Linked DNA regions of Homo sapiens: region 2 is linked to region 1. Evidence: chromatin loops called from intact Hi-C (ENCODE). Cell type or tissue: endothelial cell of umbilical vein. All regions are shown on one strand. Each heading gives the region's core, and the rest is flanking DNA. Links, peaks and the distances in the headings are about the cores only.

Region 1 (11,098 bases), core at 5,821-8,320:
GAAATAAATTCACTGTGTGCTGGTTACCAAATTGTCATCGGGGTTCTGGTGAGACAGAAAGTGCTTATATGTGGTAAATTACATGAAGCAGATTTATCGTTATAAACAGGCAGCAAGGGACAAGAGAGGCCTGGGATTCATTGTGAGCCAGCCCCACAAGACTTATGAAAGCTATGAAGGGTGGATAGAGTCTCCTCTAGATGTGCCCTATTCGCACCACAGCTGAGGAAACCCAAAAAGCAGCTTTCCCAGATTTTATACCCCAGTGGCAATGTGACATGCTGGGCTAACATGTTGAGGGACATCCTGTTTCTAGGTGGGGATTGGAACAAAGCCTGGGCTGGTCTAGCTAGTCCCTCCTTGTCTCAGAATATTGCATTCCCATCACATTCTACAGTTTTTCTTGAGAACTACAGATGAGGAAATGGGGGAGAACTGGGTCTGTCACCTGGAGAACTGTCCTACACCAAAATGTTAAATGAAGTTATACAATTTACCAAAACTGATAGAAGATGAAACAGAAAGTCTGAATATGCCCATGACCTTTAAAGACATTGATTTTCTTATTAAAATAACTCTACAAAGAAAATCCCGTGCCCAAAAGATTCCATCATGCATTACATTAAAAAAAACCACCATTTTATAAAACACACCTCCACAAAATAGCGAAGGCAACAACTCTCCCCAGCTTGTTTTCATCTCTAACATCTTTCTTTCTTTTTTTATTAATTTATGTAAAATATACGTAGAAAGTATCCTGGAATTCTTGCTTCCTCACAAGTAAATTTGAGTACTTTGCGCATTAGACAATATTGCAGTTTTCTTCTTCGTGGCTACCTGGGCCCTTTCAGATCCAGCTCTTCCTGTAGCACATCACAGTAAAGAAGATTCAAGATTGAGGGTTGGTTTGTGAGAGTTGATGCCATTTTAGACCTTTATGTAAGCTCTTGGTCTTTCTTCACTCCAACATGCAAAAGATTGCCTGCATTTGGCATTTTAAGTTGCTTACACAAATTAGTAAAATTGCTACTTGATTTCCATTTGGCTAGAGACCCTCATGTGTATATTTCTTCAGCCAGAACCCTGATGTGGAAGAGAAAGGAGTGCTTGGCCTTGAACCCCTAACAGTAAGTGCTAAATAAATGGTATCTGTTTTTGTTGTAGTTGGAACAGCATGCTCTAACAGGTTTTGAGCAGGGAGAGTAAAAAGAAGATTAAACATATAATTCTTAGCTTTCTCCAAATTTCTGTGTAGCATATTAAACTAAATATTTAAAGAAGGTATCTCCAACATTATCATTAAACATAATAACTGAGAGGAATGATGACACCTGTTCACTTTTTAAGACTAAAATCTTCTGATATTAGCTTGATTTAGAATGTTTATTCATTCTGTGAGGCTTCTTCTCAAAGAGAAAGTGTGGAGGTTATTTTGAGAAACAAAATTAATGGCAAAAAATACCCTAGAAACTGCACGTAGCAACAAGGAGAAAAATGGTTTCTGAATAATGCTGAGAATATACAGAGAGATAAAAGCAGAGATCATGCACAAAACACATTTGAACAATGCTAATATCACAGTGAGATTATAAACATGAGAAACTAAAATGAAGTGGTTAAAAAAATTAAATTCAATTTAGAGTAAGATAGATATAAGTAGAGAAAAAAAACAGCTATTCTTCATTCCCAATATTGGTATGCTTTCTAGTTCCTCAAAAGGAAGGAGGGATTTCTGATAAAATTGTTCAAAGATCTAAGCCATCCAGTAAGTTACATTTTACTCATAAGAAGCTGATTCACCCTTTTTATTTCTATCCATGTGGCCGGGGCTTATGACCTTGCTAAGCTGTTTCCTTTCTTCTCTGCATGCAGTGGGGATAAATAAGTTGAGCCAGGGACCATTATAAATAAACCAGATTTCTTACTTTCTTCTAAATATAATAAAATATTTAAGGAAGATCCCTGTTCCCTGAAATGGTTTTGATTTCTTTGGATACAAGCATTTCAATATCCTCATTTTTTTTTCATTTTTGCTATTTTATGGCATTCCATTTATAAACATTCCTTTGAGTTGGATTTAAATCATGCTGTTGAATCCCCTAAATTTCTATGTGACATAAAGGATTAACAAATAATGCATTTGTGTCACATCAAAATTACATTCAGTTTGTGGGAAAGTAATTTGAAATAAATTCTGTACCATAGTGGATCTACTCAAAGCACACAGAAATATTCAAAATGAAATTCCATGTATATTTTAGATATTTTCTTCTAGAGACGGATTTTTAAAAGCCTAAATTTATGACCCAAACTACTAAAATCAATTCCTCATCTTAAACACAAAACTAAACTACATTTCCCAGCTTTCCTTGCAGTTAGATATGATCATATGACCACAGGGTAATCAGTGGATTGCAGATAAAATGTTTGCCACTTTCAAGCCCATTATAGGATACCAAAATATGCCACCCCAAAATATGCATCTTTGGCTTAAGGATGATTTTGAGCTGATTTTTTTTTTTTTGAGAAACTACAGACAAGGGGAAGCTCTGAAATTAGAGTAGAAGTTATCCTTTTGTAAGAAAAATTTGCACCTATAAAGGAAATTTCCATTTGTAAGGGAACCCTCCCACTCTGCTCCAGGGAGAGATGAATGACTCTAAATTATTAGAAAAGCTTGTCAATGTAGAAGGCACAGACTTAAATCTGCACAACAAATCTTACCCTTGTTTACTGTGCTTTTCCTGCTCACCTCCCATAGTTGCATTATCACCCCAAGGCCTTTCTTTCTTTGTTTCAGTTGAAGTCTGAACTCTAAGGCACCTCTTTAAAATGTACTCACTTCTCTGGGTATCTCTCGGGTATACATTAGGTATACATGTTAATAAGCTTCTGTTTGTTTCCTTTCTTGTTAATCTGTTGTTTGTTACTGGAGAATTCAGAACTCAAAAAGTGTAGAGAGAAAACAATTTTCCCTCCCATGCAACATAAACCTCTCCCATATATGATCCACTGAGATCTTTTTCATTTTCAGCTGGTTAGAATGGAGATCACCCACATAGCAAACTTGGAAACCTTGTGTTGAGCATGGCAGAATAACACTGTGGAATAAGCTAGACTTATTGTACTATGACTTGAAGAAGAATTACCTAGTAATTGGAACTATCATTTTGGACTTCATATGTCATACCAATAGATATAATTTTTGTAACTACCATGTTTTGAAGGTTTATCATCACATTTTAATGAAGGCAATGTAAAATAAAAGTAAAATAAATCTAAATATGTCTTAATAAATTACCTGCAATGTTAAAAACATAATGTATCTTAAGGGAAAGAGATAAACTAAATGCCACTTCAGTTGTTGTCCTTTTGGGAGATCATTCTCAATGGCATTTGTTCACAAATGCCTGTCTCTGTATCATCCCTCTGGGACTTGGAAAACAACAGGGGACCACTGAGTATATAAAGCTCATGCTGCCTGCTGTGCTATGCATAATACAGTCCATTACCTCTAGTGTCTTCTGACATGTATAAAACTGTAAGAGGCTAACATGCTAGCTTGCATATAGGATAAAATCTCAAATTACTCACAGTTCTTGACAGTTTTCTCCAGATATTTAAAAAATCAAGTTAGGTACCATGTTTCCATGTCAAAGTAGATGAAATGTTGCTTTTTGTTTTCTTGGCCTTTTTTGTCCACTGTCCTCCTTGTTCGCCCCACCAACACAAACAGATATGCTGGATTTTCTTCACAGAAGAGTAGCAGGAATGGAAATTTATGAACGGAAATCACATGTGCTTAATAAGAGTTGAAATTAAAATAATAATGACAATGATGGTGATGATGATTATAACCAGGACACTTTGTGCATAATAGTCATTATTATAAGAATTTCCTATATATGAACTCATTTAACACGCCACCACTATAAGTAGGGAGTACTGTTATCTCCATATAAAGTTGCCTATAACTAGTAATTTCAGATTTTTGAGGACTTGAGAAAAATGGTTGTGCTGTAGACATGACTAGATGCATCAGACAGCACCAAATGCCAACCACAGGCCAGATGCTTAGATGCCATCACATATCATAGCTGCCAAACAACCTCAGAAAAAGATGCCACCCCTGATGGGGAAGGGGATAAGCGAAGAAACTTGCATTGATTCTGCTTTTAAATTTTGTGGTCATCTAAAGTGGCTGAGAAATCAGAATCATAACAAAAAGAGGAATTTCTAAAACTGAGGATTTGTTTTGTTTTGTTTTGTTTTGTTTTTGCAGTGAGGGCTAGTGATGGACATTAAGTGCAATTACCATGGCTGGTAGTGATTATGACTAGAATTAGAATAAGGATAGCAAATGCCATGAGCTCCTTAAATACCAGATCTACAAGGAACAGAATGATCAGGCTACATATTAAAGAGTAAAGAAGAAAGCTTACTTTTAAGTAGCTCAATAAAGGTAAGATTAAGAAGGCAATTGTTTTAATCAATTTGTGTCTCTCCTCATTTTATTTGAAAAGAACATAGTTATGGGATATTATGAGATTCTCTTTTACCAAATTTGTGCTTCCATAGTTTAGCAAATTACATTAGACTTGGATCTTTTTCTCATCTTTATCCAATCACCCTCTCACTTATGTCCTAGAATCTCCACAATCCTACAGGTTCACATATCACTCCTGATGTTACTTTTCTTCTCTGAATCACCCAGGGTAGGCTTGAGCATGAAATGATGGTATAATCAGAAGGTATTTGGGACCCCCTCTTAAACATTGAACCCCACATCAATAACTTCCCGAATCGGATATGGAGAAAACCTAGGAAATTGGTTAAAACAATTACCTCTTTAGTCTTACCTGCATTGACCCGCTTAAAAAATAGGATTTCTTCTTCTTTATCTATTAATATGTACTCCCTGGTCTCCCTGTCTCCTGTAGACTTGATATTCAAGAAACTTTTAGCAGTCTTTATCTTTATTCTAATTATAGTCAAAATCACTTGAAGCCAAATTGTTGAGGATACAATAATGATAATTTACTATTATTAATAATGATTATTGTTGGTGATTTTCAGCCAAATGATTTCAAATTGGCTAATAGAAATTTCTTACTGATTAAAATTCAAATTACTGAGCCTATATGATTCAGGTGCCCAAAATGTAGTTCAATCCACCAGTTTATATAAATTGGAAATTTCCGATTTCCATTTAATCTAAATTAATCATGATATACAGAGATCCACCTAACTGTTATAGTGAAGATGATAGCACATTTAAAAATGTTTTCATACTTTCTAATTGATGGAGAATGGCATACTAACAGTTATTTTTAAAAAATGAACAACACTTTAAGAATTGTGTTCAAGCTTTGGGAGTAGAACCCATTTGAGGATCATCCTAGCACTACTCAGAGCACTACCTTTTGAGGTAAATAAGACCGAACATGAACATTACATTCTGAGCACTAGATAATTTTGCACAGCTGATTAAATTATCTCGTTTTGCTCTAGAGAAAGAATGAGAATCTGAAATGTTAAGTGTCCGTGACTGTGAGTGAGTGTGCTTGTGGGTGTTGTATATCTTATTTCAACTTAAAATCAAATAGTTTATCAAGGTAATTTTGTTGGAATACTTACTGTTCTATTTGAGCAAAGCAAATAGTTTATCAAGACAATTTTCGTGGCATACTTACTGTTCTATTTAAAAGGAGGATTCAGTGGGTAAGACTTCATTTATCCCTTTCAACTAGAAGGGGATGTAGGTTTGTGCAGATTATAAAAACATCCTGAAAATTTGTCTTTTAAATTTGTCTTTTAAACAATATTGCTTAGATCCAAGAAATAGACCCACAAAAACATAGTCAACAGATCATTGAGAAAGGGGCAAAAACAATGGAGAAGGAGATATTCTTGTTGGCAAATTGTGCTGGAAAAATTGGACATCAATATGAAAAGAACTGAATCTAGACACAGACCTTTTACTCTTCACAAAAATGAACTCAAGATAGATCACAGATTTAACTATAAGATGCAAAACTATAAAACTCCTAGAAGATAACATCAGAGAAAATCTAGATGACTTTGGAAATGGCAATGACTTTTTAAATATGACATCAAAGACACTGTTAATGAAAGAAATAATTGATAAACTGGAATTCTTTAAAACTAAAAACTTATGCTCTGTTAAAGACATTTTAATTAAAGAGACTGAGAAGCCAAATCACAGGCTGTCTTCTGCAAGACATATCTAATAAAGGTATATATGATGAGGTATATTTATTCAAAATATATAAAGAATGCTTAAAGTCTACAAGAAGAAAAGAAACAACCCAATGAAAAAGTTGACCAAAGACCTGAATAGACACCTCACTAAAAAAGTTGTACAGATGGTAACTAAGCATATAAAAAGATGTCCCAACTTGTTTATTAAGGAAATTCAAATTAAAATGTCAATAAAATACCATTATACACCTATTAGGATGGTACGATTCCAAAGCACTGAGGACTCCCAATGCTGGAGAGAATGTGGGTCAACAGCAACTCTCCTTCATTGCTCATGGAAATGCAAAATGGTACAGCCATTTAGAAAGACAGGTTGGTAGTTTCTTACAATACTAAACATATTCTTACTATACAAGCCAAAAATCGCACTCTTAGATGTTTCCCTAAATGGGATGAAACTTATGTCCACACAAGAAACCTGCACATGGTGTTACTGAACCAAACCTGGATCAGCTTGCCTAGTGCAGTAAAGTGAAACATCCACACCAAGGTTGTGCAGTAAAAGAAAGGAGGGCATTTATTTGCAGAGCAAGAGAATCATGCAGCTTCTGCATGAGACCTGACCTCTCTGTTGGCTAACATGAAAGGGTTTTTAAAGGATGGAGTAAATTTCAGGAAAGCAGAAGTTACAGGCAAAATCATAAATTGATACATAGTGTTTATATGTTGGTTTGGCTTAAAAAGGTGGGCTGTCTTAAAGCAGGGACTTACAGGTCATAGGTGGATTCAAAGATTGTCTGATTTGCAGTTGGTTAAGGAAGCAACGCTTTGTCTGAAAACTTGAGGTCAACAGAAAGTTAAAGTCTGGCCTGTGGGCATGACTCTCTCCATGTTCCTCAGGGAGAAATTTAGAACAGATTATTGTGGTCAGAGTTCAACCTTCAGTGCCCCCCATCTGTGTTCTTTGGTTTCTGTAAAACAACTTGGGGACATACGATAAGATGTTATCTTTAGTTTCTATAGAAAACCAAACATCTTGTGGCTCCACTTCCTTGGCTATTGTTTTAAGCTATTATTACCTTCTTGCTTATTAGATGACTCATGTACTTCTCAAGGCTAGCTAGGTGTCTGGAATTTCCCTTGAGGGACCTCAAGATTTTTCTTAATTTCCATTCTTGAGGAGTGGCCCAGCAGACCCGTAGAAGGGTTTCTTCTCCATCTCAATGGATGTTTATAACTGCTTTATTGATAATTGCCAAAACTTGGAAAAATCCAAGATGTCTTTCAGTGGCTGGTAAATAAATGGTAGTATATCCAAACAATAAAATATTTTTGGGGAACAAAAGGAAATGAGCTATCCAATCATTAAAAGACATGGAGGACCCTTAAATGCATATTAGAAAGTGAAAGAAGCCAATCTGAGAAAGCTGCATACTGTGCGATCCCAACTATATGACACTGGACATGAAAGAAAATATTTTGAATTCTGAATTACATATGCAGGAAATAGTTGTGTTTCATACATAAAAGCATCAGGAAGACATATTTATAGACATATTCAGATATATTTATTTTACAAGAATATCTTGTATTCTTCTGGAAGAATACAAGAAATATAGCTCTTCATTAACATTCTAGATGTTCAAAAGATGACTCCAAATAAATAGCTTACTTGTGGAGACGACAGTATTTAGGGGGCTTTTTGATAGAATTTCAGGCATTCTAGACCCAGATAATCTAAGCTAATCTACATGTTCATTTCGTCTCTCTTCTCAGTAAGATTTCAATGGTGGAAATTGGACTTCCAATACTACATGAGGGAAAGTGTGCTAATGGTTTCTGAGAAAATTTCATTATACCTAAGAATGAAGAAAGAGAAACTCTCTTTTTCACTTAGCTATTTTCCTCTTTGTCTCCTTGTCTTTGGATGTTGCTGTGGTATCCGGAATCTCTCCAGCTATTTGCTGTCAGTCTGAGGTTAAAGTTTACATTGGTCCCCAATGATATTGAGAGCTTGTTTGGAGGTTCTAGCAGGGGAGCACAGCTACTTGTATACACTTGACCGAAGACCAGTCCTCGGATCTATCGAGGATGGTCGTCCTCTTCAACCAAGCGTGCAGCTTTGGGAGGGACATACATGGAGCAGTGAGAGAGGAAGGGGACACCCGCATAGCCAGCCAGATCAGCTGAGTCAACCCTGACAATCAATGGGGTGACAGATGTCACGGCCAGATCACCCTCACATCTGCTCCTCAATGATATTGAGACTGATGTTCATTGCATTGGTCTTGGGTCCTATACCATCTGTAGGCTTCTAATTATGAAAGATGCATTTTCTAAAAATTTAAGGCAACTTGAGTTGGGGATTATAAAATTTTTTTCTAAAATGTATTACCTGATAGGATCTGAAGGTATTAAGAGATAAGTACATACACTAAAATATAGGCATAACTAAATAACTGATGATTTTATTGAGAAAGGAATAATACAACTTATTTATTGGAGAAGACATACTATGTGATATAAAAATAACCAGTATTAGCTATCTTTACTGGCTGTGATAAAAAAAAAAAAAAAAAAAAACACAAAAACCATAGAACACACCAGTCACATTAAAAGTGAGGGAAGAGAGGTTGAAGAAAGTGTTCATTAATTCATCAATTTTCTCACCTTCCACAGAAGGAAAATACCATATACTTTTATCTAAAGTTATTAAAGCAGAGAAAAAAAGTTTAAGTTATGATTTAAAGTAAAAAAAATGATTATTTCTAGCAGAATAATAACAGATTATAACTTTTCCGAGGCAACAGACCGTATAACAAAAGACAGAACAAAAAGAGAAAATGAAGATGTATTAACAAAATGTCAGATAAGATGTAAGAAAGAAGACCAAACAGATGCTCTACGAGTGGCAGAAGGCTCTGGTCTGTCTGCATTTTGTCTGGTGTTGGACAAATCACTTAATCTCTCTAAGTCTCAGTGTTTCATCTATAAAATGGAAGTAATAGTAATAGTAGCTATCTTATAAGGTTGGAGTGAGCATTAAACGAATTAAAGCATATAATGATTAGAATGATGGCTGTGGCTGGGCCAGGTGGCTCATGCCTATAATCCTAGCACTTAGGGTTGCCAAGGTGGGGAGGATCATTTGAGGTCAGGAGTTCGCAACCAGCCTGGCCAACATGGTGAAACCCTGTTTCTCCTAAAAATACAAAAAAATTAGTGGGCATGGTGGCATGTGCCTGTAATCCCACCTACTTGGGAGGATGAGGCAGGAGAATTGCTTGAACTCAGGAGGTGGAGGTTGCAGTGAGCCAAGATCGTGCCACTGCACTCCAGCCTTGGTGACAGAGTGAGACTCCATCTCAAAAAAAAAAAAAAAAAAAAAAAAAAAGAATGGTGGCTGTCACATAGTAAGCTTTCAAAAACAAGTTAGTTATTTATTGTAAAAGGTTAGCCATTCTTGTGGTGGCTCATCACAAAAGAGAGCATTGATTATGATTCATTCTTGGGTGACAAGTCGCAATATTATAAAGCTGCCTATTTTCACTAAACTGATCTCTTAATTCAACACAATTACAATCAATATCTTAACAGACTATTTTTATATGTCATAAAATTTAGATGTATTTCTGGTTATGTATACATGTCTGTATCCAGCTATTTTTATTATTATAGTAATCCTATCCAGTTAGAAGGGAAGAAAGCATTAAATATCAATAGAGAAAATACGGATTTTTTTTTTTTCTCAGCAAATGCTATTGAGTAACTGGCTAGACATTTGGAAAATAAATCTTTTATCTGGATTATAACAACACCTCCTAACTGATTTTCCAACTTCCACCTTACTGATTTTTGGATTATTCTTAACAAATAGGCAGATAATCACTTCTCTGCTCAAAACTCTTATTGTTGCCCCACCTCACCTGGAATATATGGCCTGCAGAACTCTGTAATTTGGTCCCTCTTTCTTCTGTGCATTACCCTTTCCATCTTGCTGAGCAGCTCCTGCTCCCTAGTCCCCTGGTTGTACTTCAAACACAACAGGCTTGATTTCAGGCCCTTGTGCTCCTTGTTCTCTCTACATGAAATATCATCTTCTTTCAAAACCGAATTCAGCTTATTCCCTCACCTTCAGGGTTTTTACAATCTCACTGAGTGTGCTAATGGAAAAACTCTTATAAGTAATTACTGCTCTCTCAGCAACACATAATGATATAAATAAATAAACAAATAAAAAATTTAAAAACCTGATTGTAGCTTAGTCTTTGGGAGAGCTTTAAGGGAGAGTTTAGACTATTTTAGGGTAATTGATATGGCAGCCTGATTAACTTTGGATACTATTTTCTTGAATTTTCCCAAATGTGTCTTTTCAAGCATTATTAGCCACGTGTTTGATGTTAGCATATAAAACTGACATGTCTGATTTTCCAATGATCTTGATATATCAAAAAAACTAATCCACTAAAACAAAAACCTGACAAAATTATGGTGATGATTACATCGTGAAATGGATGATATTGTTTTTTTCCCTGAAAAGATGTTATATAGTTTGAACACCCACCTATCTATGCACACACATATATATAAAGCTTCTATATGTAATTACACACATATGTAATTTTAAGACGTATGCATATTAATTTCAAAGCAAACAACTCGAACATGTGAGAGCATAATAAACACAAGTACTATTTTAATAGCAAGTATTTATAAGTTTATATAGCAATATAACTATCTGATAGTTTCATTATGATTTATATTTTTTCATATATTTCAAGATTAGAATTTTCATTAATTTTGGTTGTGAGTGTTTGACATTTTCCCATTTAGCAATGATTATTTTTAGGGTCTCCTATCCAATGCTTATCATATA
Region 2 (11,098 bases), core at 3,119-5,618, 330 kb after region 1:
CCCATGATCAAGGATGTTTCTTCATGGTACTAAACCCTGTCTTAGCCACTGTTGAATTAGCAACCATTAAAGTCACTCTTTCTCTATTCCTTATAGTTATGCCCAATATTTTAATGTGTTAATTATTTCTATTATTAACAATGCACATAACTCATTTATTGGCAGGGAACCTATAAATGAGTTGAACCTTTTCCTTCAGAACAGATTAGTGGCATTAGTATAATCACAAGTAGGGGCTCTGTTACTCGTTGCGAAGGTTCAAATAGAAGCTCTGTCACTGCAGTTTTTAAATCTCAATATTCTTCATTTTCTCATTTGTAAAATTATAGTACTCAATATAATCGAGTAATTATAGTACTCAAATGAGCTAATATATGTTTAGGATGTGAACCCCGAATATCTGAGACAGGTCTCAGTCAATTTAGGAAGTTTATTTTGCCAAAGTTAAGGACATGCACCCGTGACACAGCCTCGGAAGGTCCTGATGCCATGTGCCCGAGGTGGTGTGAGCACAGCTTGGTTTTATACATTTTAGGAAGACATGAAAAATCAATGAATACATGTAAGATGAACATTGCTTCTATCCAGAAAGGCGGGACAACTCAAAGCTAAGGTAGGACAACTGGAAGTGGGGAGGGGCTTTCCAGGTCATAGGTAGATAAGAGACAAATGGTTGCATTCTTTTGAGTTTCTGTTTAGCTTCTCCAAATGAGGCAGTCAGATATGCATTTATCTCAGTGATCAGAGGGATGACTTTGAATAGAATGGGAGGCAGGTTTGCCCAAGCAGCTCGCAGCTTGACTTTTCCCTTTAGCTTAGTGACTTTGGAGCCCCAAGATTTATTTTCCTTTCTCAAGGGCATGGCCTAATGAGGGATCACATTTTATTAATATGTTTAATATTGTTAATAACCAAAAGATTTGGATGTTCTCTAGGTGTAATAAGTACCTTCCAGTTGCATTGCATGCCATTATTCATATGAGGTGCCATGTCAGCTGTTCACCTCTCCCTGGTCTCACTGTGCTAGGTACCTGCAGACCGAGGGCCAGCCAGCCCATCTTCCATGAGCACCTACCAATCAGAAAGGACACAAATAGCAGTGGTTACAAACACAATCTGCTACTGATTCAAGCTTTAATTGTTTGATCCTAGAAGTTGGGGCATGGGCAGAAGCAGCTGGGATATGAGTATGTGTGGCAGTAACCATCCTCTGAGAACTCAAAGCAAAGGCAAATTGCCAACCTATGAGAATGTATTTTATTATTTTAACTGGCTGTACTGGGGCTGTCTGTATGAAAATCATCCTTTCTTTTCTCCAGTGCTAATCTCTCTTATCTTAATCTCCAGGCAATTTTTGCACCAGGACGAGGGTCATGCCATATTAGTTTTTATTCCTCTTTCTCATACAATTTCAGTCTATCTCATTGTATCAAGTAATTTCTTTTTCCTTCAAAACTGTAGAGATTTTTCTATTAGGGGAAATAAAAAGAATCTCCTAAGCACTCAAACTAATATCTTATCTCACTCCTTTTCATGGCTATTGTTTGTATGTTTTCTCAATATAGCTTCCAGGGCTGGGTACCAGTTGAGGAATGACCAGTCAGCTTTTTTAGGTGAGGTATTGACTTTAATGAATTCATCCCACTGAATGGAAACAGAATTCAACAGAGCCAGTAAAAGATGGAGCTCTATGCTCACAGTCCAACTATTTTTGTCATGCATATAGCTTCTAAAGATTTAAATTCTGATTTAACATCCTGCGGTCCACTTTTACACATATATGTGTTTATAGATACACATACATATATACATTTATATATATATATGTGTGTATATATAAATAAATCATTATATATATATAAATAAATCATCTCTTTACATGAGTATCCTGTTATCTTTTCAAACTCATTATTTCCAGCATATTGAGTAGGTACTTAAACATCTTTCTGCATTCCCTATCTGTTAGCACCTCCTTGTTCTAATTATACAGGATGAAAATTTTGGAGTCATCTTTGATCACTCTTTTCCCCTTTTTTTCTATGTTGAATTAGTATTTTATTTTCAATAGTTCAATCTCTTAATTTTTTCTTAAATTATTATTTCTAAAGTTATATTTTAGATTCTCATTACTATTTACTTGATGTATCTTAGTCAATTCAGACATGGCAAGGCAAAACTGGAAACCTTCATCTTCCACAAAACACAAACACTCATGTGTACATATATACACATACTTACCCCATCTGCCACGTTTGACCTTCCTACAGTGCTGTTTTTCTTAAAGGCTTATTTATTAACCATTTGATCAAAGTATGTAATTTGGGAGTTGTCCTTGACCAATCATTACCAATATATAGTCCATCTCCAGGTCCTATCAAGTTTATATATCTGAGATATGTTTTATGCTGGGATCTTATTAAAATGCAGATTCTGATAATATTTATTTAGGGTGAGTCTTGAGGCTGTACGTTCTGAGTTCATCTTAAGGAATGCCCATATTGAGGACTTGAGAAATATATTTTGAATAGCAAAAATCAATGGGGTCCTACATCATCTGGCCCCTTTGCAATCACTCAGAATTTATCACAACACTCTCCATCTGACTCACTTGGCTTCAGGTCCCTTAACTTCTTTCATTTTCTTAGTACATCAAACTCTTTCATATGTTCACAACTTTGCATGGAGAGTCTCATTTGTCCAGAATGCTCTTCATCACTTTCTGTACTACTAACCCTGCATCCTTTACATCTCAACTTCTTTTATTCCTCTGGCAGACACTTTCTGAGTATGATGGTTAATTTGATGTGTCAACTTAACTGGGCCCTGAGATACCTAGATATTTTGTTAAAGATTATTCTAGGAGTTTCTGTGAGGGTGTTTCTGTATGACATTATGTCTGGATCTGTAGACTGGAGAAGTAGATTGCCCTCCCCAGTGTGTTTGGGCCTCATCCAATCCACTGAGTAGAACAAAAAGGCTGAGTATGGGAGAATTGTTTCTCTCTCTACCTTACTGTCTTCAAGCTGGGACAACAGGCTTCTCCTGCCTTCAGGCTCAGATTTAGACTAGGACTGGAACTTACACCATGGGCTCTTCTGGGTCTCCAGCTATACATGCTGTACTGATAAACACCCACATAAATATTTGATTAACATAGCAGTAAGGGCTAAAAAGAAAAAGAAATATGATTATGAAAAAAGAGGTATATGTTGCATAGGTGGTCAGGGAAGTATTCTAAAAGGAAGTAGAATTTTTACTGAAAATTAAAGAAAGAATTAGTAGAAAGAAACAGAAAAAAATCATTTCAGGCAGAGGGCACATCCTTTGTCAAGATGTTGAGATGGTGTTGTTGGGGCTCATAACACAATACCTCAGAGCAGGGTGCTTTGGCATTCTGAGTATTTTGAATTGAAGGATACTAGAAAGACCTCAGAAGCAATGGTTTTCTCTGACCTTCTCTCACCCTCCTGTCTCCAGCCCCTCTTCCTCTTCAATAGTGAGTCATAGAAACTAGAATTCCTCTTCCCCATGACAATTCATAGAAACTAGAAATTCTCTCCTTCAAACTAAGTTGTAAAATCTAGAAATGTCACTCCCTGACTTTGTCCCTTCTCCTCTGAAGATCCTCCAGAGACAGGTGTCCTCTCCTATATCCAGAGGAAGGAATGCTTCAGGAGAAGCCAAGAATAATCTGAACAGATAGGTCTTGTTGAGTTATCCTCCTCAATTTATTACCATTAGATTATACCTCTTCCCCATTTTTTTTTTTTTTTGGTAGAGACAGGGTCTTCCTATGTTGCCCAGTTGTCCTCAAACTCCTGGCCTCAAGCAGTCCTTCCTCCTGGGCCTCCCAAAGCACTGGGATTACTGATGTGAACCATCACACCCAACCAAGATAATACCCTTTTTTGTGCAATTATATTTCTATATGATGCCCATTCTTCATTGAACTAAGCATAAAATACAGTTTTCCTTGGGTCTTTTAATCTTCATTTCTAAAGACTACCATGTCAGGTAAAACTGTTAAAAATATTTTTTCTCTTATAATCTGTCTTATGTTATAGAAGTGTTAACCATGACCCTTGTGATACATGGCAAAAAGGTATGATCATTTTGCTCCTACAATTTCACGACCAGCTGTGTGTATGCAGGGTCTAGAAAAAAAAAATCAGTGTGTCTTGAGTGAAGGAAGTAGGCCTTGGTAAAGAATATAGATTTAATCTAAGCACAATGGGTATACAATGAAATAATCAAGGAGGAAATATGACTAATTTTTGTTTGTTATGTTTTACTCTGTTGGGACCTCTGTTTCCAGTCATGACAGAGAAAAATGGTACAAGACATGTGATCCCTTCATGATAACTACTGCAGAAAATTATAAAATACATGAGAGACAACATTTCAGGAATGAAACAATAAGCAGAGATCTGTGATCATGGGGAGAAGGAAAATACACAAGGTGAACCAGATGACTGTAGCATGGTGGTCCCTGGTTTCTGCCTAGAGACTTTCCTCTGCTGCAAAATATTGAGGCAAAATAACAGTGATTTTGCTGAGCTGAGGAGGAAGGTATTAGATTTTTTGGCTTGTGCAGCAGCTGAAATATACAGCTCTGGCTATCTAAGATGAGGGCTCTCTTCCAGAGAAGGGGCTCTGGAAGTCTTTGTAATGAATCATCATAGGTCCTTGGGTGGGGGCTCAGTGATTAACTTCAGATAAACAGAGTGTCAGCCCAGCCAGAATGGAATGATCTGCCCTGCACCCTCTGAGCACATTGAGCATGTAGCTGAGACTCCAGAAAATGCCATTGCTTACAAGTCAGGACCACACTATGCAGTAAGTGGCGTGTTGTAAATGCTAAGTACAAAACAGGAATAGAATGTTCTTAGCAATGACAAAATCAAATCTGATAGGACCAAAGTATAGGCCAGTAATTGAAATACATGACAAAACAAAATGCATTGCCTTTTAACGGGTGACAAAATACTTCAAACACTAAATAATATAATCCATGATGGCCAGCATAAAATTAAAGAAAAATAACATACTGTGTATGTAGAAATAGAAAGTGTCACCCATAGACAAAAGGAAGAGCAGTTAAAAGAATCAACACTGAAATGTTGTAATGAGCAGAAAGTAAGTTTCAAGGAGCTGTTGATACTTTTGTTTTGTGAGGTTCCCACATAGACACTGTTGTTTTCTTGGTGTGATACGGAACAGGGAAAGTGCAGGAGTAAAAATGTCTAAGCTTACAAAAACAGAAAATGTTTAGCTAAATGAACATGTGGGAATACATGTTGATTCTGAATTTAAGTCGCCAACACATTTTTATTTAACATACTTATCTTTTTGCTGGAAATAATAATGTTTAATTATAGTGGGCTTTAGTCTTAGAAAAGTAATGAAAACTTGTGTATGAATTTTCTGATGGCTTTAAAACATATGGGTGACAGTGGTACAAGATAAGATTTGACATTTTTGACTTTGAGAGTTATAGGAACTATAAAATTTATATATTTACCATTGCTAATTCATTATTATTATCCTTTCTGAGTCAGAAGTTGAGTGTTAAGAGAGACACTTTAGTAAATGACTTGTCACGTGACACTTGGACTACCATGAACATGCCTCAAGCTCTCTAAGCTTTCATTGCCCTACGTGTAAGCTTGGAGTAATAATACGTATTTCAACATGTGACCCTTTTTTTAGTGTAAGAATGGGAGATGTGCTCCTTTCATCTCTCTACTTCCCTGAGTGGATATTGGTAGCCCTATTCATTTATATTTGAAAATGCAAATATGGTCATACTCTAAAAGTTCTTTGGCAATCAGCTATTTTTATTTACAAATTAAGATCTTACAATTAAATATGACATCATCAAATATAGACACCAGCACCTAATTATCCTGTTTTACTTCTTCTTTTATTTTTATTTTTATTTTTTTGTCAGTGGGTCTTTTCTAGACAGAATTCTTAGAATACAAACCATTTCTTCTCATCATACAGTTTTGGCCACAAGTCTCAAAAACCTATTTTGAAATTCTGAAAACAAAAATTCATTCATTGTTTTGCTCAACATTTCTGTTATGTCATCACTCAGAAAATGTCAAACAACCCAGTGCTAAAGCTGTTAGTTTCTGCTGGGGAGAGAGAGGCAGGAGAGATGACATTATTGTATCAAAATGATTGTTTGCAACTCTATGGTCTTGTTATTTCTTTAATATGTAAATAATGCCAAACAGAATTCAAACTACCTTAATTCTAACTATTTTTCTTTACTAACTCGGTGTTATACAATATTGATGAGTCATTCCACCACTGGGATCCTATTTCCTCTTGCTAAAGTATAAGCACATATCTAGCTTGGTTTTGAGAGAGGAGGTGAAAGTCAAGTCAAACTAATTATAATATATGAAAGCATTGTAGTGGATTCCATTCTGTAATTGCTGTAACTAGTGAGTCAAATAAGTTCTGTTTTCTTAATTAAAAGGCCAACAAACATTGAACATTGTTTTCATTTTCTTTTGATACATAATATATTTTACATAACATCCCAGGATATGAAACGATTTTTGAATCAATAAATCAATTTCATTTTACAATTTTTCTTTCTGAGCAAATTTATTTCAGTCATTTTATTTCCTCTAACTGCATTTTTTTAAATGTCTAAGCATGGAAAAACTGAAAGCAATATTCTAAGGAGATTCATTTATTCATTACATATTAATTAGGTCTTTACTATGCAGCAGACATGCTGTACATACATGGAATACATGGAATACAGCAAAAATAGGACAGAAATTTTTTTTAAAAAAACTCTGCTTTCAGCCAGGCATGGTGGCTCACGCTTGTAATCCTAGCACTTTGGGAGGCTGAGGCGGGTGGATTATGAGGTCAGGAGTTTGAGAGCAGCCTGGCCAACTTAGTGAAACCCTGTCTCTACTAAAAACACAAAAAATTAGCTGGGTGTGGTGGTGGGCACCTGTAATGCCAGCTACTTGGGAGGCTGAGGCAGGAGAATCTCTTGAACCCAGGAGGTGGAGGTTGCAGTGAGCCGAGATTGCGCCAATGTACTCCAGCTCAGGTGACAGTGCGAGACTACATCTCAAAAAAAAAAAAATAATAATAATAATAACTCTGCTTTCATGGAATTTACATTCTGGTGAGAAGATTCACAAAGACACATTAGAAATGACATTACTCTACATCTATACTCAATAAAGACCTGCAAACATTATTTTGTGCCTCACATTTCATGGCATCATAACAGAAATAAAATATATTTATTGATGTGATGTTAGGATTAAAGATTTTAATGTAAGACCTCAAACTATAAGATGCATAGAAGAAAATCTAGGAAATAAGTCTTCTCAACATTAGCATCAGCAAAGAATTTATGACTAAGTCCCAAAAGCAATGGCAACAAAAACAAAAACTGATGAGTGGGACCTAATTAAACCAAAGAGCTTCTGCACATTAAAAACCATCAATTGAGTAAAAAGACAACCTAAAGAATGGGAGAATATACTTGCAAACTGTCCATCTAATAATATTACAAAGGTCTAATGTCAAGAATCTGTAAGAAATTTAAACAAATCAACAAAAGAAAACCAACTCACTCCATTAAAAAAATGGGCAAAGGACATGAACAGACACTTCTCAAGAGAAGACACCCAAGTAGCCTGTTTCATCTGTTTGTTACAGATGAAAAATCACTCAACATCACTAATCATAAGAGAGATGCAAATCAGAACTACAGTGAGAAAACATCTCACACCAGTCAGAATAGCTATTATTAAAAAGTAAAAAAAATAACAGTTTGTTGGTGAAGCTGTGGAGAAAAGGGAATGCTTATACACTGTTGGTTGGAATGTAAATTAGTTCAGCCACTTGTGAAAGCAATTTGGAGATTTCTTAAAGAACTTAAAACAGAGCTACCATATGACCCAGCAATCCCATTACTGACTATATACTCAAAAAAAATAGATCATTCTACCAAAAAGACACATGCACTTGTATGTTCATTTCAGCAATATTCACAATAGCAAAAACATGGAATCAACCTAGGTGCTCATCAATAATGTATTGGATAAAGAAAATGTGGTATATAAACACATTGGGATACCATGTAGCCATGAGAAAGAACAAAATCATGTTCTTTGCAGCAACATAGATGGAGCTGGAGGAGACCATAATCCTAAGTGAATTAATGTAGGAATAGAAGACCAAATAGCACGTGTTCTTCCTTACAAGTGAGAGCTAAACCTTGAGTACTCATGGACATAATAATGGGAACAATAAGACACCGTGGGCTACTAAAAAGGAGAGGAGGAGAGGTGGGAGAGAGTTGAAAAACTACCTAGTGGGTACTATGCTTACTACTTGGATCCAATATACCCATGTTAACAACCCTACATGTATACCCCCTGTATCTAAAATGAAAGTTGAAATTAAATTAATTAATTAATTAATTAATTAAAAAGATAAAAAAATCTGCAATATAGAAGCTTGTCCGATACTGTCTAATGCAAGAAAATATATTTAATCATTATTTATAATCAAGATAGGAAATTATTTGGTGATAGTATAGTATTGCATCAACTATGGTAGAAAATGTCTTTGTTTTACTAAAGTTTACAATCTAAGACTAACAGTAATGACAGAACACAATATTAACACATGATACTTACAAACCATTTCTACAATTCTTCTTATCTAATATTGTTCCAGAGACTTCTGGCCATCTTATATATGAATCAAATGGATACAAATATTTAATCACCTAAGACCAAAAATCCAATATTCATGGTTACAATGGGGGAATCCCAGACTAAGTGGTTTTTAGTTATTTTACACATACACAGTCTCATTTTAAGAGCTATTTCTTCTTTTAAATTAGTGCTTAGTTCATTAAACAAGAAACTGTTTAAAATCTGTACTTCACTCAATCATAACCATGATATTGATTTTTTTAAGAACTCTAAATGTCAAATAATTTTTAAAAAGAAGAGATGTAAGAGCTAACCTACTTTAACCTCACCTCACACACATAACAGAGGGAGAAACTAATGGCTAATATGGTTAAAGGTTTTGTATTTCAAAACAAATTAGGAGCAGCAGAACCAGGACTTGAATAATTCCCAAATTTCCCAATTTCACACATTTATAAACTTGTTAGTGTCATTTAAGCTCCTTTGATTTTTTAAATCAACATTTTAAATTGGTGTAAAGAAACTCCTTCATCTTTAAAGGAGGATTACTCTACGGTTACCTTTGAATGGACTTCGTTCTAATTCTTTATTTCATCAGGAGACTAGACAACTCTCAATGTAATGATGAACCTTCTAGGTTGACGAATCCTTTTTTAATTTTTTAAATTGTTAGAAATAGTTTTACATCTAATTTATAGCTTTAACAAATCACTCATGGAATTTCTGAGACATAAATACATTCAAGTATTTCTTAGCTTTCATAACTGACTATAGTGTTAATAAAACAACACTGAATTTTTCTTTCTTCTTGCTTAGTCGACAAAATAGATAAATAAATAAGCATTTACACAGGCATTTGGGCAAATGGATAATTTGGGTTTCTCTGTGCGTATGTATGTATGTGTGTGTGTACGTATGTGTGTGTATGTTTGCAAGCACATAAAACATCAATGTGGAGTTCATTGTTAAGGCATCTAGTAGGTTTTTCTATATCTATTCATGGAACTCATTTGACAACCAGAAAATGAGACTGTATTTTTATTTATTGTATTTATTTTGAGAATAAATTTGATCTAGTTTGCTAAGTTGAGGCCAATCTCTTACTCAAAATGTAAATTTTTTTTCTGCATACCTTTGGATTGAATCCGTTTCAGAAGCATCACATCAGTTGTCAAAATAATATTTATGCAATGGAAGGCATAAAATCCCAGAAAATAAAAGAACAGATTGTTTAACAGCAATATTCCCTATACAGCAGAATATGACATTAGGTAATAAAACAGTCTTCCATTCTGTGACTCCTCACCATGTGATCTCAGTATGCCTGAGAGTGAAGCAGGCATTTATTGCTACATATGTCCTCTGATACTCTGGGATTATCACTTAATTAACTTGGTATAAATAGACTGAACAAGTGGTGTAAATCCCAGTAGACACAACACTTAGAATTCTATAATGGATCTCAAAAGAAATCCTAGAAAATGAACTAACAAGAAATAGAGAAGTGACACATGTTTCAGATCAGAATCTGAGTTTATAATAAACACATTTTAATTTTTCTGCACATCTTTTTCAGCGCGGGTTGGCACATTTAAAAGTTATAAATAGAAAGACAGACATCCATTGAACTATTATAGGACCTTCTTCATGCTTCTTAGTTTGGGGAAATATTAAAGGATTAGAGATTAATTTAAATTCCAGATGCAATTTTAAGTGTTTGATTAGGGTAGAATTTAAGAGAAATCAACAAAACCATTAGTCGATGATGGAGATGTATTTTTATATTTTAGGCAGTAAAAAGCAAGTATGCTTTATTTGTTATAAAAGTATAAGAAAGATATATGTTAATTAAGGTGATTAAGCTTTGTTATTTTTTAAAGCTCTACACAAAAGTGAACTTAAACCTATTAATCAAATCTCTTTGTGACCATTTAGGAATCTGACTCAACATTTTTTGAAAGGGCTCTGCATAGAATATTTTAGAAATTGATTAGGTCAGACCAAAGAATAGTATCTAGATGTTTTAACCTAAATTGCATCTAAAAGCAAGCATTAAAACCCCCGAGAAACTATAATGCAATTTTAGCAAAACTATATCTTAGACACATGTTACAGCAGTAACTTTTCCAGGACTATTGTTAGTAGACATTTCTAAATGGAAATAAATATTTATGTCAAATTTTATCAAAGGTACACTGGACATTTTATAGTTTAATACATTTTTAAAGCATATAAAGAATAGCATACTGATGTATAATTTTGCTAACCCTTACCATAATTATTTTAGAACTCAAATGACAAATACATTTGTATTTGCCTCTAAAGCCAAAAAGGTGGCTAATAAATGAAGCCTTTAGTAAGAGGCATCTCAATTTGATGGAAGTCAC

Evidence for each region. Peaks named below come from ENCODE experiments on the same cell type or tissue, not always from the same donor. Only the 100,000 strongest peaks of a DNase experiment are listed, where the experiment ranks them.
Region 2: a loop joins it to region 1, with 8 times the contacts of the local background. A loop is called at or near these places in 2 of 110 quality-filtered maps.

What each region holds. Positions count from the first base shown.
Region 1 is chr4:96,340,570-96,351,667 of GRCh38, forward strand. The region is part of intron 1 of LINC02267 (long intergenic non-protein coding RNA 2267); the gene reads left to right. It also overlaps the pseudogene RN7SKP28. Among named protein-coding and RNA genes, the nearest start is that of LINC02267, 35 kb to the left of the region's middle. In endothelial cell of umbilical vein, for the core only: no CTCF peak of the experiment used is centred there; a DNase peak (open chromatin) is centred at 7,132; H3K27ac peaks cover 1,850 bases.
Region 2 is chr4:96,671,351-96,682,448 of GRCh38, forward strand. The region is part of intron 3 of LINC02267 (long intergenic non-protein coding RNA 2267); the gene reads left to right. Among named protein-coding and RNA genes, the nearest start is that of LINC02267, 370 kb to the left of the region's middle. RefSeq lists a silencer at 6,195-6,395. In endothelial cell of umbilical vein, for the core only: no CTCF peak of the experiment used is centred there; a DNase peak (open chromatin) is centred at 4,281; H3K27ac peaks cover 2,173 bases.